Linked DNA regions of Homo sapiens: region 2 is linked to region 1. Evidence: chromatin loops called from intact Hi-C (ENCODE). Cell type or tissue: CD14-positive monocyte. All regions are shown on one strand. Links, peaks and the distances in the headings refer to the core of each region. The heading gives the core; the rest is flanking DNA. Region 1 holds the start of GIHCG (GIHCG inhibitor of miR-200b/200a/429 expression). Region 2 has its middle 2.9 kb from the start of TSPAN31.

Evidence for each region. Peaks named below come from ENCODE experiments on the same cell type or tissue, not always from the same donor. Only the 100,000 strongest peaks of a DNase experiment are listed, where the experiment ranks them.
Region 2: it touches region 1 in a loop (3-fold over the local background); 3 of 110 quality-filtered maps call a loop at or near these places.

The regions. Positions count from the first base shown.
Region 1 is chr12:57,935,019-57,937,821 of GRCh38, forward strand. GIHCG (GIHCG inhibitor of miR-200b/200a/429 expression) reads right to left here and starts at 1,146. Exons shown (of 3, transcript NR_038269.1): 1 at 821-1,146; 2 at 452-535. RefSeq lists enhancers at 571-1,071, 1,072-1,572. In CD14-positive monocyte, for the core only: no CTCF peak of the experiment used is centred there; a DNase peak (open chromatin) is centred at 1,173; H3K4me3 peaks cover 1,710 bases; H3K27ac peaks cover 1,833 bases.
Region 2 is chr12:57,740,782-57,743,584 of GRCh38, forward strand. It overlaps a transcript of AGAP2 not described here. Among named protein-coding and RNA genes, the nearest start is that of TSPAN31, 2.9 kb to the right of the region's middle. RefSeq lists enhancers at 507-586, 1,120-1,179. In CD14-positive monocyte, for the core only: a CTCF peak has its summit at 1,556; DNase peaks (open chromatin) are centred at 440 and 1,480; H3K4me3 peaks cover 1,617 bases; H3K27ac peaks cover 1,688 bases.

The sequences.
Region 1 (2,803 bases), core at 130-2,629:
TGCTTCCTCTCCCCACTCTTTAAGAGACGGAGAAATGAGGTCTAAAGAGCTTACATTACCCAATCAATTTCATACAGCTAATGTGTAACAGGATTCTATAATATGCCATTAGGCCTCCTCCCTCATACGGATCATGTTAAACTTATATTTTCCCTTTGGTTTAATTGCTAGGAACCTCAGAGCCCAATTTGTGGCACCCCTCTAGTAAATACACGGACCTTTTGGTATGAAGTTTTGGGGTATTAATATACCCCTGGCTTTATTTTGTTTTCCAATTACCTTTACCTCAGTTTCTCTTCATCATTTTCTCCTATTATAGTGTGTATTTTTTTTCCCCAAGCATACTCAATCTTTTGTGAAAGAGGTACATCCGTACAGGCGTAAACTGTCGGGCTGTATTGTCTGGCTCCCAATTTCTTTCTTTCACTGTCATTCTGCTTTGGCTACTCACATTCTCTGTTTTCCTTGACAGCCAAACTTCTTGAAAGAATTGTCTTCACATGCTGTGTCCACTTCATCCTGTCTTTTCAATTCACTGTAAACAGATTTAAAGCCTTCAATGCCTTCTTTGTTGCTATGATATTAATACCAAAATTATATTGTATTCATCCATATATGAAGGACACAAAATGGTTTTCCCTAAATTATCTCAACTATGAAAAAATATGCAGAGAAAAAAATTAATAGGTAATGCATGAAAATGTTACTTCTGGGTAGCTGGATGACTGGTGAGATTTATTTTCTTTTAAAAATTTTCCACAGTTTTAAAAACAAGCGCATTAGAACACATCCCGATGTAAATTAGAAATTCTCAACTTACATTTTCTAAAAGGAGGCAGAAAACTAGAGAAGCGACAGTGAGGAGCCACTGGGCCACACTTCATTTCACCTTAAGACTGACTCAGAGAAAAACAAGAGGGTACGACTCAGATCCCCGGGGCCAGCAGCAGGGCCGCGGGGCACGACTGGATAACCGCTTGTGAAGAAAATTTTAAGAGAGCCCTCACGACCCTTTAGCGCATCCTAAAAGACCTCTGAATATCTCTGCCTCTCCCGCTAACGGCTCCAAACCGCAGATAACGGTCAATCGCCTCCGGTTGTCCTGGTAACAGCCAGCAACCACAACCCTGCCTGCGTAACTCCTCCCAGAACACCGTGCGTCTTATCGCTTCACTTCCGGGTTCGGAGGGCCGACTTCTTCCGGAAGTATCTGCCTGCCAGTCACCTGGCGTTTTCTGGCTGTGTGGCTTTACTAGACAGAATGTGGCGTATTGTTGGGCAGGGCCCTGAGGACCCTTTTGTTGTTTCCCCCCCGTTTAACAGGACTGGAAAGCTAAGCAAAGGCTTTACTCTCACGGAATTGGATGAATTGGACGTTAGTTTTTAAAAAGCCGAAGGGTACATGTTAGCTTTATTTAACCATTCCACAATGTATATATATTTCAAAACATGTTTTATACTATAAATATAATTTTTATTTGTCAACTAAAAAACAGCATTAAGTGTTAAAAGCTGTTAAGTCAGAATATAGAGATGAATCTTTGAAATTAGAATGCTTTATTTGGGAAGAAAATAGTAATTTGGGGCATATATGTAGACTGGGGTGGTCTTCGGGATGTCTGAAGAGTGAAGAGGTTAGAGACTTTATAAGAAGGAGAAATGTTACGTATTGGTCTCCAAGAGAGTTTATTGGCACTATTAATGTTTTGGTGGGGTTGGCAAACTGATTGCTGAGTGACGGTGGTGGGTAAAATTAGTCTTAGAATTGTAGCAGACTGTCTTAGTAGCCTTTAGATTAAATTGGTTTTAAGTGTTAGCAGGCAGTTTCAGCAGCCAGGCCTGTAGAGAATTATATTTTTCAAGTGATATTTGTGACCTGAATGTTTTTTCCCTCTGGCCTCTCCACTCTTTAACTGGTATGACAAAAGTGACCCGATTTATATGATCAACTTTCACAGCTGACAGGTGGTAAACTCTTTACAATTATATGTAATTTATTTGTTACTGTGATAGATTTATACAATTTTAAATAATTTAGTTCCCATTAAAAAAGCAATTATTTTTGCTTTAGAAAATGAAGGCCAAAAAAACCCCCAAAACACAAAACCTCCAAATCCTACCCATTTAAGGACAACCAATGTGAATACTTTGTAGGAGTCTTCCAGACCCTTTCTATGAATTATAGTAAGTACAAATTCAAAATGGAATCATACTGTATATGCTAGTTTGGAACTTAAAAAACTTTTTTTTTTTTGAGACAAAGTTACTGTGTTGCCCAGGCTGCAGTGTAGTGGCCCGATCTCGGCTTACTGCAACCTCTCCACCACCTGGGCTCAAGCAATTCTCCTGCCTCAGTCTCCTGAGTAGCTTGGGATTATAGGCGGCGCCACCACACCCAGCTAATTTTTGTATTTTTAGTAGAGATGAGGTTTCACCATGTTGGTCAGGCTGGTCTCGAACTCCTCATCCCAAGTGATCTGCCTTCCTCGGTCTCCCAAAGTGCTGGGATTACAGGCATGAGCCACCCGCGCCCAGCCTGAATTTTTTTTTTTTTTGAGCTGTTGTCTTGCTCTGTCGCCCAGGCTGGAGTGCAGTGGCGCGATCCCAGCTCACTGAGGCAGGAGAATTGCTTGAACCCAGGAGGCAGAGGTTGCAGTGAGCCGGGATGGCGCCACTGCACTCCAGCCTGGGCGACAGAGCAAGACTCTGGCTCAAAAAACAAAAAAACAAAAAAACAAAACAAAACACCCAAAAACTTTTAATGAACATATTTTGTTTAAAAAAGACACTTAACATGGTTGTA
Region 2 (2,803 bases), core at 270-2,769, 190 kb before region 1:
GGCACTAGCCTCCGAAGAACAATGGGAAGGGGATCATCAGACTGTCCCACTAGGCATCCAAAGCAAGCTGTTCCTTCCCCAAGTTATACTCTGGTGTACTAGCAGAGAGGTCTGGCAGGAGGTGTCCTTGAGGGAAAGAATGATCTCTTGACAACCACCCAGGTAGGCAGGTAACAATGGAGAAGACTGAAATGGCTGGAAGAGATCAGGATATGATGGAAGAAGTGTTTCCACCAGACACCTTTCATGAGCAAAGAAGGCTGCTTTTGTTAGCTCTTTGCTGCATCAGAGGTGAATGGAATGACAGCGAGCTGGAACAACCTCCAGTTCCACCAGTTCCTCAGTGGTAGGGCCTTGTGGATGGAGAGAAGCTGTTCCTGCCAGGGCTCCACCACAGGACTGAAGCCTGGGGTGGGCAGGAGGATGTGGCGGATGGTGTTGCCATGGCAGCATTTCCTCCCTGTGTTGTCATCACTTGCTCTAATGGCACTAAGGAGGTAGAGCGGAAGGTGTGTGGGGGGAAGACAGGAACAGGAGCAAGGGGAGGAGAGGGGACCAAGAAGAGTTCTGGGGACCTATCTGCACTTTGGCTCTGCAGAGCATAGTGTGTGAGAGTTAGTATGCGCTTGGGAGCCTGAGATTCTCTGCATGGTGTACTTCAATGTGCATGCGTGTGTGTGTGTGTGTATGTGTGTGCATGTGTTTCTCTCTACAGCTGGAGAACAAGAGGTCACTGATCCTTTGTGGGTCCTGGGAATGAACTCATTATCCAGTCCCAGAACCTGCTGCCCCAGACTGCTTCCTGCTCTGGACTCCCCAGGCAGGGAACAAGTCTACCATGAGTCTGTCACAGCCTATCTTCCCCATGCTCACACATTTCTTCATTGCCAAGAAGGTCAGCTCAACAGGGACCTGTATTTTGATCTCCTGGGAGAAGGATCAGAGCAGGGAAAGAGAAAGAATGATACCTCCCATGTCTTTTTCCATCCTCCCTAAATGTATTCTTTCCCAGAGTCCCATCTTGGGGACTAGGAAGTAGCTGACTGGGAATTGATATATGATACAGCTAAACCTTCTATGCACCTGCTAGTCCCTGATACACCCAAGTTGAGGGCTGACCTTTCTCTTACCTCGAATGCTGTCCAATGAGGCCTGGATGCTGTCCTGGAGTTCGGGGTCGTCCACCCTCTCTGCCAGCTTCCTGAGGCGGTTTAGAGCCTGCTTGGCCACCTCATGTCGTCTGACTTCTGCTCTCACTGCAGCTACAACGAACTGCCTCTGGGCATGCATGTTGCCCAGACCTGTCTTGCCAGGCTAACAACCACCTCTGGCCCTGAGGCCCATGGCCCTACAGCCCCCAAACCTCAGAAGGCCCCTTCTGCTGTGCCCAGAACTCCCCGCCCCTGCCCGCCCTTCCGTCTGTCGACCTCACTTCCTGACTGGTGAGTTTCAAACCCACAGCCTGGGACAGCACTACCTCCTGCACCTCCCACCCCCTCTAGTGTTGGCCCATCAACCCTGCCAGCCAGTCCCTGCTATGATTTCCCAGCCAGGTGGATGGAGAAATCTTAACAGTGTCCCAGGGCCTCCTGTGGGAGGTGGCTAATTAAGATGGGTGTTGGTTCTGGGAGAATATGGCAAGCTAGGTCCGAGGTGCAATCCTAAACTCTTGATGACCTGCGGATTTCAAACTCTCACAGGAATTCATGCACATTTGGTCTGTTACCCTCACAGCCCTGCATTCTAGTATACACTTGTACCCATTGCCCTCTCTACACATCCCAATGAGCCCTGTATCCTTATGTCTTACGATGTAACCCTTTTTCAGGCAGCTACCCACTGAGGCCACCTCCTGTTTAAAAGGGCCAAGTGAGGCCAGGCGTGGTGGCTCATGCCTGTAATCCCAGCACCTTGGGAGGCTGAGGCAGGAGAATCACTTGAACCCAGGAGGTGGAGGTTGCAGTGAGCCAAGATCACGCCACTGCACTCCAGCCTGGGTGACTAAGCGAAACTCCACGTCAAAAATAAATAAAATAAATAAATAGGCCAAGTGATTATGGGGAAAATCAGTTATGAAGGAGGAAAGTAACCTATAAAAAGACAAAAACTACCATGTTCCATGTCCAATCGCTTTCATAATAATTAACATGACTATAACACTTAATAGTTTACAACATACTTTCATATATATATTATCCTCATGACAGCCCTGAGGAGTAGGATTATTTATCCCTATTTGCATAAAAGGAAACTAAGGCTCAGAGAAGCCATTAAGAGGTGAAACAAAGACATGGATTTAGGTCTTCTGATTTTATTTTTACATTTTTATTTTTATTTTTTACCAAGCACATAAAGCCCAGATTGGTTATAATTTTGATACCCTTTTCACTACACCACACAACCAAAATGCTTGTCAACCAGTTCCCCTTCTAATATCATTGTCTTGCCCTTGATTTAGGACCTCAAAGAAAAGAAGGTAGATGAGGAACTGAAGGAGACAATGAAGATGGGACTTGGGGTAGGAAGGGGATGGAGGTGGGGAGTGAGGGGGTGGGAGGTAGGAGGTAGCGGGTAGTTTGACCTAATTACTTTGTTTCCACCGGACGCCTGTAATCGTAGCACTTTGGGAGGCCGAGGCGGGCAGATCACCTAAGGTCAGGAGTTCGCCACCAGCCTGGCCAACATGGCAAAACCCCATCTCTACTAAAAATACAAAAAAATTAGCTGGGTGTGGTGGCGGGCACCTGTAATCCAGCTACTCGGGAGGCTGAGCCAGGCAGGAGAATTGTTTGAACCCGGGAGG